Regions from separate parts of the Mus musculus genome. Here region 1 is linked to region 2. The links are chromatin contacts, found by Hi-C or POLR2A ChIA-PET in ENCODE. All regions are on one chromosome and are shown on one strand. The core of a region is the stretch at or near the end of the contact, and the rest is flanking DNA. Distances in the headings are between cores, read along the strand shown. Region 1 holds the start of Fis1 (fission, mitochondrial 1). Region 2 holds the start of Ift22 (intraflagellar transport 22).

The links. Hi-C counts contacts between places; a loop is a spot of excess contacts on that map. ChIA-PET counts read pairs that join two places held with the same protein, here RNA polymerase II (POLR2A).
Region 1: POLR2A ChIA-PET joins it to region 2 with 14 read pairs in Patski. The contact joins the promoter of Fis1 here to the promoter of Ift22 in region 2. A Hi-C loop is called at or near these places in 1 of 37 maps with a recorded cell type or tissue (left cerebral cortex). POLR2A ChIA-PET finds 5 or more read pairs at or near these places in 3 of 5 experiments (Patski and embryonic stem cell).

Annotation. Positions count from the first base shown.
Region 1 is chr5:136,958,961-136,964,805 of GRCm38, forward strand. Fis1 (fission, mitochondrial 1) reads left to right here and starts at 3,117. Exons shown (of 5, transcript NM_025562.3): 1 at 3,117-3,268; 2 at 4,039-4,171. The coding sequence starts at 3,224.
Region 2 is chr5:136,906,126-136,912,145 of GRCm38, forward strand. It overlaps Ift22 (intraflagellar transport 22), which reads left to right and starts at 2,025. Exons shown (of 5, transcript NM_026073.3): 1 at 2,025-2,145; 2 at 4,999-5,075; 3 at 5,177-5,266; 4 at 5,564-5,766. The coding sequence starts at 2,107.

The DNA of each region.
Region 1 (5,845 bases), core at 1,867-4,366, 54 kb after region 2:
TAGTGACCAAACAAACCCAGGACACATGCTTACTAGACAGCACTCTGCCCTCTGAGTCCCAGCCCCAGCCCCCATCATCTAAATGAGAAAATTACTTCTCCCCAAACATCTACCCACACCTGAGTTCTCTAGCTCCCAGGTGATGCTCCACTCTGTGAACCCTGTTTTGTGGGTGGAGGGAGGTGTCTGTCCTCCAGTTCAGTGCTGACACTCACGTGAGCTGGCATCTGAACCCACAAGTTAGAGAGCCTGCTTCAGACTGCCCTCACAAGCCCAGGTTGCCCCTGGTACTTCTGGGTGGCTGGGTTCACATTGAGAGCTTCTGGATGGAGAAAGAGCTATAACAGCTGGGCATTCAAGGAAGCACTCGTCACCCCTGGTTTCTTAGGAAAAGACCAGGTGCATGGGCTGTATGGGGACAGAGTAATTCATGCACGGTTTTCATGATTCTTCCACGTGACTGCTGGCACAGCAGCTCTGAATTCCACAGTTGAGAGCCGTTTATGGGAGGCTTCACTTGATTAATTATTGACTCTCTCCAGCCCTCTCCCTTCCCTAGTGAAGGAGGGGTGGGTTAGACACAAAGTTCCAAGCTTTTCATCTGGACTGGATTCTCCTGTGACCAGCCTCCATCCTGAAAACCACCCAGGGCCCAGTTAGTGAGAATTAAGTCGCTCCCATTCCTCAGGAAGATGCAAGGCATTCAGAACTACAGCGCCCCTGCGACCTCCGTCAGGGATCCTAACTGGGTGTGGTAGCTCACACCTTTAATTCCAGCATTTGGAGGCAGAAGCAGTTGATTTGTATGAGTTTAAAGTTATTCTGAGCCACAGAGGCCATTTCAGCCAGGGCTACATAGTGAAAACCCCGTGTTAAAAAAACCAAAACCGGGCTGGTGAGATGGCTCAGCGGGTAAGAGCACCCAATTGCTCTTCCGAAGGTCTGGAGTTCAAATCCCAGCAACCACATGGTGGCTCACAACCATCTGTAACGAGATCTGACTCCCTCTTCTGGAGTGTCTGAAGACACGTACAGTGTACTTACATATAATAAATAAATTAAAAATTAAAAAAAAAAAAAACAGGGATCCTGGGGACCGTGGGTCAGAGGCCAAATTTTATATATCTGTCACTTTGCCACAATGTTTGCGGTTTTGTTTGCTTTTCATTTTTAAAAAGATCTACTTTGTATGTACAAATGTATGTGCTTCTGTGTACATGTCAGGTGCCCACAGAGGCCAAAGGCACCCGATCCCCAACACTGGAGTTCTGGGAGGTGGTGAACCACCTGACAGAACTGGGAACTGAGCCCAGGGCTTCTGGAAGGGCAAACAAACAAACAAGCAAAGAGTTGCCAGGATCATGATGTCTCTCCGTGGTAATAGAAACCCTAAAACACCATGTCAGGTAGCTCATGACTACCTGTAACTCCAGCTCCAGGGCGGGGGTGGGGTGGGGTGGGGGGATCCAACACGCTCTTCTGAGGTCTAAGGTGTATCATCTTAAGGGATCAGGGTTTTTGTTGGTTCATTTGTTTGTTTATTTATTTTTAAAGATTTGTTTATTTATTTTATGCATGTAAGTATAAGTATACTGTCACTGTCTTCAGACTCACCAGAAGAGGGCATCGGATCCCATTACAGATGGTTGTGAGCCACCATGTGGTTGCTGGGAATTGAACTCAGGACCCCTGTAAGAGCAGTCAATGCTCTTAACCGCTGAGCCATCTCTCCAGCCCAAAATACAGCATCTTATGTGCTATTTGTAGGGGGAGAATGGCCCAAAGTAGCTAAATTAGACAACGTTGGCAACGAGAACACAGGATACCTCAGACATACACGTCTATCTAAGGACGAATAGCCATAGGCCAGGAAGAGAGTAGGATCCCGACAAACTGCAACCCTCACTCCTGTGAGGCCCAGGCCCCAGCCTCAGACCTTGCCAAGTCTGCCTGTGGACAGTGACACAGAGCTGACATTCCTTTTGCCCTTTCACCCAGGCCTCTGAGAAAGCCTTGGATTGTCTGGCTCCCAAGAAGAGTTCCTACCCCAGGCTGGACTCCAACTTGCTAAGCCAAGGATGATCTTAAACTTCCTCCTCTTCCTGCCTCCACCTCCCAAGCGCTAGGATGAAAGCCTGCATGACCATTCCCCCTCCCCACATTAGATGCATAAGGATAGGAGTTTTCTTTTTCTCAGTGCCAATCCCTGTACTTAAATAGTGACCGACACTTAGGAAATGCTCAATCAAAAATGAATGAATCAACCAATAAGCAACGGCAGGGCTAGAAGATAGATGTTCTGAATAGCAAAGACGGCAGGCACATGCAGAGTGCCTGTGATTACTGGAGGTTTCAGAATCATAGGGCAAGGGACAGCGAGTGTGCTGGCTAGTCCTCTGTCAGCTTGACACCCAAACTAGAGCTCTCTCAAAGGAGGGCCCCTCAATTGAGAAAAATGCCTCCATGAGATCTGGCTCCAAGGCATTTACATAACTGGGGGAGGACCCAGTCCATTGTGGGTGGTACCATCCCTGGGCTAATGGTCCTGGGTTCTATAAGAGAGCAGGCTGAGCTGGGTGGTGGTGTGTGCCTTTAATCCCAGCAATCAGGAGGCAGAGGCAGGCGGATCATGTGACCCAAGTTTTCCCCTTATAGCTGGAACCCAGGCAGTTGTGAGCTATGTGGGGTCTGGCAACAGAACATGAGAGCCATCCATGGGCCTTTAACCCTGGACTGTGTTTCCTGGGTTTTCTTCAGAATCCTATTAAGAATGGCTGTCCACTATGGTCATGTGACCCAAGTTTTCGGAGGGGGGAGGTGGGGGAGTGCGTGGAGCATGGAGAGGGTATAGCTACCAATTCCTCTTGCTTTATGAGAGACTGAGCATCTCTTTGTGAGAGACTACACTGAGACCCTCCGGCCCCTGGTACTCATTAGGATTTTATTGCAAACATTGAAGATAATCCAGGGTCCTAGAGTGAGGGGTTCTTACACTGGTTCCTAGGATAATGTGATGCAGGGAGGATCTAGGACATCAGGGGAGTCCAAAGAGAGCAAAGTATCCCAGCGTAGGCACTAGTGCCCCCGCCCGCCCCAAGGCAAAGGAGGAAGGGGCGGGGCCTCCACAGGTCGATGCCGGAAGTGCCTCTCCGCCCCTGCTACTGGACCATGGAGACTGTGGCCCAGTAGAGACCTTAGTGTGAGGCTTTCAGGGGCGGCGGCCATGGAGGCCGTGCTGAACGAGCTGGTGTCTGTGGAGGATCTGAAGGTAAGGTCTGGGACGGAGGAAGGAGAAGGGCAGAATTGGAAAGGGCAGTTCCTGAGGAGAGCTGACTGAGGCTAACCAGTGCCGGTTTCGTCTTTCTTGGCAAGCTGAACTACGGCTCCCAGCAGCCTCTGCGGCATCCTGCTTCTTGTGGGAATCGGCTTCGTGTCCCTAGGCCTGACGGGAATTGTAGCTTCCCGGGTTTCAGCAACTCAGACCTAGGCCTGGGGTCTTAGTGTGATGCAGAGCTGGGAATTTGGGGTACTCGTGTGCAGGGATGGAGTAGTATAGTCACTGGTGTAAATTTTCGCTAGTGTTTAGTTCCTCACGGTGCTATTTTCACCGCATCCTTGTAGCTGTGTTTTCTTTCCTCTCCTAGAATTAAAGTAAGGCAGATCCAGGCCCAAAAGAGTAGGGTGGGACGGGACCAGCGGCCTCAAGGGAAAGGCCATGTAGGAGGTCGTTTAGCTCTGGGACAGTATGTTTACTCTTCAGACACTTGGGGTCAGCTGGTTTGGGAGCAGTGCCTCCAGCTGCCACCAGGTGGCATCTCCTCTTGGTACCACTAGGGGCTGGGTTCACGGACCTTCCGAAGGGGAGGACACAGCATGGGACCCAGGGGTGGAGATGACAGAAGCTTCGGGGTACCAAGATCTACAAGGGAAAGGCGGCAGGGAGGAAAATATGATCTAACTGGGATTCAGACATCAAGTTAGCTGGAGAATGATTGCTGCTCTTTGTTGCTAAATGGTCACTCTTCTCTCTAATGACAGAATTTTGAAAGGAAATTTCAGTCTGAGCAGGCAGCTGGTTCTGTGTCCAAGAGCACGCAATTTGAATATGCCTGGTGCCTGGTTCGAAGCAAATACAATGAGGACATCCGCAGAGGCATCGTGCTGCTGGAGGGTAAGGCGCTGGGCCCCACTTTCCAGCCGCCAGCCAGCCTGACCTCTACTGTGCTTGACCTCACCCCTCCAGGACCCTTTCCAACACAGAACCCTCACCTTACAGCACATTTGTCATTCAGTAACCACCAGTAACTTCACTTGGAGAAAGGGCTAGATTGATTCTCTACGTCCCCAGCATCTGAACAGTCATTCAGATGGAAAATGCTGTAGGAAAAAATGCTCTCAGGCTGGGGAGACTCAGTGCATCCTGTCCAGGCATGAAGACCTGGGTTCAAATCCCCAGCACCCACAGCAGCAGCTGAGTGTGGCCATCCGAGTCTGTATAGAGAGTAAGCTGGAATCAGCTAGAGATGGCTTGTTGCCATCTTAGCCCAGGTTCAGTTGGAGACCCTTTCTTTAGGGGATGCTGTGGAGTGTGAAAGCACTGGCCGTCCTCTGACCTCCATGCTTCCATGTGCACACACACAGTGTACACAAAACACTTCTGGTATAGTTACTAATTGCCGTTAATATAGTGTTTACGTTGTATTGGATAACAGTCATTTGGAAAATTCTAGAGATTTAGAATATCTGAGGGGCTAGTGGTATCAAGGCTGTGTGACCCCAGCACTACAAAGGTGAAGACACAGGAACATAGTTCAGTAGTCGAACATTGACTGTGGAGATAGAGGCAGGAAGGTCAGAAGTTCAAGGCCAGAGTCAGCACATCCTGACCAAATTTGAGGTCAGCCTGGGCTACATGAGCTCCCTGACTCAAAGAACACTGCATCTTTGGGGACTATAGGTGCATTCTATGCAAACACCGTTTAATTTTATAGACGGGCCTGCCGTCTGTGCACTTTGAAGTCTGGGGGCTGTGTTGGCATAGTCCCAGAGGCTGTCAAGGGACGACGCTGGGAACAGAAGACTGCTGTATCATTAGTCAGTTGACTTTGACACAGGACCTCTAACCTGTGCGTCCTGCTTCAGCTACCTCAGTGCTGCGAGTTCAGGGGTGCCGCCAGCTCTGGGGTCTCTAAAAGCAAATACTGTCCCCCTACTTTGATCAGTTTGGACTTTTAGGTTTCTTTTACAGTAGAGCACAGCAGTGGGAGTGGTGTCAGCATTTGAGTCCTGTTTGGAGACACAGTGCAGACCCTGAGGAGACTGTAGCACTGCACAGCTATTTAGTGCCGAAGTGGTGGCTGCCGCACCACGGAACTCCAGCGCTAGAGAGGCTGGGGCAGCCTGATGGGGAGTTTGAAACAAGCCCGGGCGGCATAGTGAGTGCCTATCTTAATACCGTCCTACGGGGATACACACACACAGAATGAAATGAAAAACAAGTCAGACAAGGGTCACTCAGGGAAGATGAGTTATAGGAAAGGGGGGCAGGTTGTGGGCCTAGAGTGGTGATTCACACCTTTAATCCCAGTAGTAGGAGGAGTAGCAGAAGTAGGAGGATCTCTGAGTTTGAGGCCAGCCTGGTCTATAGAGTGGGTTGTAGGACAGCCAGGGCTACACAGAGAAACCCTGTTTCAAAAACAAAACAAAAGCTCAGTCTACGGAGTGCATGTTTGCTGTGTATGAAGCCCTGCTTCAATTCCATTCCCAGCACTGCATAATAAGCCAGCCGTATCCCAGACCATTCAGGAGGTGGCAGGAGGAGCACAAGTTCGGGCATTCTCAGCAA
Region 2 (6,020 bases), core at 775-3,274:
TTACTGCTATCAAGTTGGACACAGCCTCCTTCCATTGTTAGTTTCTTTTCTGTTCCTTAAAGTCAAACCACACACTTTATCTCCGAGTACTAGCTTAGGCACAGATGAAAACATGACTCTAGAGATTGTAGAGATTTCCTGTACAAGCATGAGGATTTGAGTTCTAATCCCTGGCACCCACATAAAAGCCTAGTGGCGGCACTGGAGGGGGAAGAGGCAAGGGGATGCCAGGGAGCTGGCAATCTAGCTGAAACAGTGAGCTCCAAGTTCAATAAGAGACTTAGGAGGAGGAGGAGGGAGAGGAGGGGAAGGAGGAGGAAGAGGAGGAGGAGAAGGGTAGAAATTGATAGGGAAATATACAAAGCCAACCTCTGTCCTCCACAGGATCACAGAGAGACACGCACATGCATATATGCACACTACTCTATAGGAATTTACCTGGTAAGGGGAAACACACTGTGTAGTTTCTCTCTCATCTGAAAAGGAAACTTGAGGTGCGAAAGGGCAAGCAGTCCCATCTCTGAATATATGCTGCCCAATGACCTGACACCAACTTCTCCTACAGCTCGGGCCGGGGACCTAAGTGTGTTTCATGCCGAAAGTCAGAGGCAGGAACACAAAGTTCCCTTCAAATTTTCCAGGTTGTTGTAAAGAAATAATTTTCCTGAGGGGGTCTCTTGTCTTTTGAAACTTTTAAATTTTTTTTCTTTTTTCTTTTTTATTTATTTATTTATTATATGTAAGTACACTATAGCTGTCTTCAGACACTCCAGAAGAGGGAGTCAGATCTTGTTACGGATGGTTGTGAGCCACCATGTGGTTGCTGGGATTTGAACTCTGGACCTTCGGAAAAGCAGTCGGGTGCTCTTACCCACTGAGCCATCTCACCAGCCCTAAATTTTTTTTTTCAATGCATGCGAAAGAATGTATGTAATACATTGCCACTCTGGAACAAGAGCAATAAAATTAACCACCCGCGATTAATATAATGGTGCTTAAAAGTATGAAAGCCGGGGCTGGGGAGATGGCTCGGAGTTTAAAGCACTGACTGCTCTCAGAGGAGCCCCGACTTTGGTTTCCAGCATCCATTTTGGGCAACTGAACTTCCATAACTCTAGCTCCAGGGCACTTCCTTCTGGCTTCCACAACCACCTGCACTTTTGTATACGTGTGTGTATGTGTGTGTGTGTGTGTGTGTCCACACGCGCGCGTAGGTTTTGATTTTTTTTTTTTTTTTTTTTTTTGTTTTTAATATGAAAAAACTCAGAGAATGACCGAAATGTCAAAAGAACACACACACTGGTTTGGAGAAGCTTCTCCGCCGCCAAGAACAATCTCAGCATCAAAATAAATAATGACAGGGCTGCAAAGTGACTCATCAGGTAACGGCCGGAACCACCAAGCCTGAAATGGTGGTGGGAGAAGAAAACTGAGTCCTATGGCTTGTCCTCTGATCTTCACATATGTATCATGGCGGACACACATACACGCAGATAGATGATGATTGATTGATAGATATAACCTTTTAAATTGAAAAAAAAGTTGGGAGTCGAGAGTGGTGACACATGCCTTCAATGGTATTAAAGTTGGGGGGGCAAAGGCAGGTGGATATCTTTGAGTTTGAGGCCAGCAGGTCTACATGCGAGTTGGACTGGGGATATGGTGTCAATGACAGAGCGCTTTCCTAGGATTGATGACCACCTGAGTTCAATCTCCAGCATCCACCGCGGAAATAAAAGAAAACCAAAATCACAGTACTGTTTTCCAGGCAAGTTTAGCAGCTCCCTTAATCTATGGAGCGTTCAGGAAGACCGGGAGAAATAAAGCAGGTTGGAGCCTGGCTCTTGTACCCCTTCCAGAACGCTCAGGTTGCAGTTAGCAGGACCAGCTTTGCCTTTTCTCTTTTGGTCCTCCTCAGCTTCCATCGTAGGCCACTTTTCCAGGCTCCCGGAACTGTCAGGGTTTCCTGGGCTACTGCGCAGCTGTTCCCGGTCGCCGTGGAAACTGACCAGCCAATCAGAGCATGCGGCCCAGACTGGCGGACGCGGCGGGGAGCTTAGCGCGCTTTGGTGGTGGGCTTCCGCGGGTTCGTGTTAACGGACAGCGATGCTGAAGGCTAAGATCCTCTTCGTGGGCCCCTGCGAGGTAACTCAGGGCTCGGGGGCTCCCTAGAACTGGGGTTGTTCTCAGGAGGTGCAACTTTGTACCAGCAACCCCACTGAGGGCGGCAGCTGGCGCTACCGTGACCAGGCCTTCATCCAGTTCACCCCTCCCAAGTAGTGGAGGAGAATATTGAGGTACCCAGGTCTCAAGGGCAGCGGAAATAAGGGGCGCCTCATGACTTCCCCTCCGAACCTTCCGTGCAAAAGGAATGTGTCCATGAGATTAGAAAACTAGATATTTTCAATATAGGGACTTGGAGCAAGTGGTTATTAATATGAGGAAGTCACTCTATATGTGATTCACCGAATTAAAGTTCAGATGGACCGAAACTAAACATGCAAATAAGTTAACTGTAGAAGGAAGCTGGGTGCAGTGTCCCATGCCTGTAATAATACCAGGACTCAGCAGGCAGTGGAGGAGTGATCACAAGTTTAAGGCCAGCCTGGGCTATGTATTGAGTTCTGGGACAGCCTGAGCTACAATGTGACATGTCTCCGATAACAAAATTAGATAGATAGATAGATAGATAGATAGATAGATAGATAGTAGAATTCGGGAATTACCTACATGGTTAAAGTTCAAATCCTTGGGTCCCAGCTCAGAAGGTTAGCTTAATAATGTGATCTTCATCTGAGGTTATTGGCTGATGGACCAAACATGAGAACCAATGTACATTCATAGGTGACTATATGGTGAAGATATGTTTTTAATCCTAAGTTAGGAGGCTGGGGTAGAGCTGGGTGATAGGATGTTTGCCTAGCATACAGGAATCCCGGGGTTCAATCCTCTTCATATAAAACATTCATGGTGGTACATGCCTCAGTTTCAGGGTTTGGAAGGTAGAGAGGCACGATGATTGACAGTTCAAGGCCACAGCCCGGGCTACAATAGCAAGTCTGAAGCCGGCCTGGGATACGTGAAACCTGTCAGAGAAAGAAGTTGCTAAGTATGCACAGAAGCAAAGGAGGATTGAGCCATGTGTGGCGCAGGCCTGACACCTCAGCATACAAGACACTCAGGGTTGCCACAAGTTTGAGACCAGTCTGGACCATATAGGAGTGTTGAGTCTAGCCTGGGGCAGAGAGGAGGAGAAGGCTTAAAAGAAAGGAGGGGCTGGAAAGACAGCTTGGTGACTAAGAACACATACTGCTCTCGCAGAGAGAGCTGAGTTCGGTTTCCAGAACCCACGCCAGCTGGCTCACAATTGCCTTTAGGTTCCAGTGCCAGGAGACCTGACACCTCTGGCCTCTGTGGGTACAGGCACTCAATATGCACAGACCCTCACACGGCCTGGACATAATGGTGCGTGCGTTTAATTCCAGCACCAAGAGGCAGAAACAGGTAAATCTGAGTTGAGGGTCAGCCTAATCAATGGGCCAGCCAGGGCTACATAGTGAAACCCTGTATATAATAGTAAATAAATAAATAAATAAATAAATATATATAATAAATATATAAAATAAAATGGAGAGCATGGTTGTGGTTTGGAGAAAGTTTGCAGACTGTTACAGATCTGCGGTTGGTGATATACACAACGCTTCATCATTTTCAAGCCTGAGGCAGGAAGCTTGGTTCCCAGCCTGAGCTACATAATAAGTCCTTACCTTAAAGCAAGCAGCTTGGAGAAGAGAGTATAATTGCAGAGAGCGCTGTGTCTTTGGTTACTTGGTGGTCTGGGCTTTTTCTGAAGCAGGATCTCATGGAGCTTCGAATGACCTTGACCTCCTGATCGTCCTGCCTCTTCTCAGCCTCTCCACCCCTTCCTCTCCTCTTCTGTCCCTTTTATCCCTCACCTCATCCCCTTCTCCCATCCTGTCGAGTTTTACCAGGGCCCACTCAGGTTTAAGAGATTGACTTCTGAGGAGAGAGGAGCTTTGTTGTATATTCAGGCATATACAGGATGGTGCAAATACACAGAGAAGATCATAGCTCTGAGGAGGGAATCGGTGGATGGGGGGATGGATGGGTGAGCGGGTGTTGGAGAAGATGGGTAAAAGGATGGATGGATGATGGGTGGGTGATGGTTAGATACGGTGGGTGGGTGGGTGGATGGGCATGAGTGGGTAGAGGGGGTAAGTGAGTGGTGGCATTGATGGACGGGTGGGTAGGTGTTTGAATTGGGCAGATGGCTGGGTAGATGGATGGGATTAGTGGGTGATTGGATGAATGGATGGGGGGACAGAGGGGGAGTGAGTGGGTGGTTGAATGGAAAGATGGATGGATGGGTAGAAACCAGGTTTGGGTAGAGGGCTCAGAAAGGCTGTCTTACTGTCCTTTTATAGGAAAGGTGATTACTAATGTAATATATAAGGAGAAGTGACCCAGCCGGCCAAGAGTCCAGAAACCTGGGTCTCAGCGTTAACCTTGATCCTCTTCATGGCCTCTTATCTGTAACAGACTGACTGGCTGAAGCTGTGCAGAGAAACAGAGGAGGTGGTGGGACACACACTCACCTGGGGTGCTGCTCCTGTTGTTGTTGCTGCTGTTGTTGTTGTTGTTTGGTTTCTGGCTTTCTGTCCTCAGATAAGTTAACTGAGTACCAGCCAGGCTGTAAGGAGAGGCATACTGGGTCCCAATCCAAGCTGCTCCCATTGTGCTAGGGCAAGACAGCATGCTTCAGGGAGAAAGCATGCTTCAGCATGCTCTCTGTCTTCGAGATCCCAAGGAGTCGTGGCCAGTATTTCACCACACCTAGCAGCCCAAGCTAGCCTGGAACTTGCCTTCTTGCTACCTAGCCCCCTGTGTGCTAGGGTTGCAGGTGTGTGCCAGCGTTCATGGTGGGTGAGGCCTCCTGGGTGGTTTCTCTCTTGGATCTATTTGTTCTTGCTTTTACAGAGCGGCAAAACAGTGTTGGCCAACTTTCTCACTGAATCTTCGGACATCACTGAATATAACCCAACACAAGGTGTGAGGTGAGCTTGCCCTGTGTGAGTCTCGGAAGCAGCTGTGAAGCATCATTCATTCCCTCCCCACTTCCTAATCACGAGGGCTGCTGTGCTGTTTGTGTTTTCAGGATCCTAGAGTTTGAGAACCCACATGTCACCAGCAACAACAAAGGCACGGGCTGCGAATTCGAGCTCTGGGACTGTGGTGGCGACTCTAAGTAAGTTTCCTTTAATACAGCTCTGCTTCTACAGGTGAGTGACAAAAAACAGGGTCAGGGTTGGTTGGCTCAGTGGTAGAGCCCCTGCCTAGAATCCCCCAGTGAGGGGCTGGGGGTGTGGCTCAGTGGTAGAGCCCCTGCCTAGAATCCCCCAGGAAGGGGCTAAGGTTATGGCTCAGTGGTAGCACACTTGCACTGTATGTGTAAAGCCCCCAATTCTGTAATAACAATAACAAAAATAAACATTGAGAAGCGAGGGTGCCCTCCAGCTCTCTCCTGACTTCTTTTTCACGTCAGGTTTGAGTCCTGTTGGCCCGCTCTGATGAAGGATGCTCATGGAGTGGTGATCGTCTTCAATGCTGATATTCCAAGCCACTTAAAGGAAATTGAAATGTGGTATTCCTGCTTTGTCCAGCAACAGTTCCTCCAAGACAGTCACTGCATGCTTGTGGCCCACCACAAACCGGGCTCCGGAGGAGAAAGGGGCAGCCTGGCTTTGTGTAAGCACCCTGGACTTTCCTCTCCTGCTTTTTGTCTTCAGTGTTTGAAGTGTGTATGCCTGTGTGTGTGTGGGTGCGTAAGCACAAGCATAGGTCCACGTGCATTTAGAGACAACAGATGAACCTTAAGTGTCATTCTCAGGAAAGCCATTCACCTTGGCTTTTTTTTTTTAACTTATGTTTGTGTGTCTGCCTGAATGTGTGTATATATATTATGTGTGTATACCTCTTAGGTAAAAGTTTTTTCATAGAGG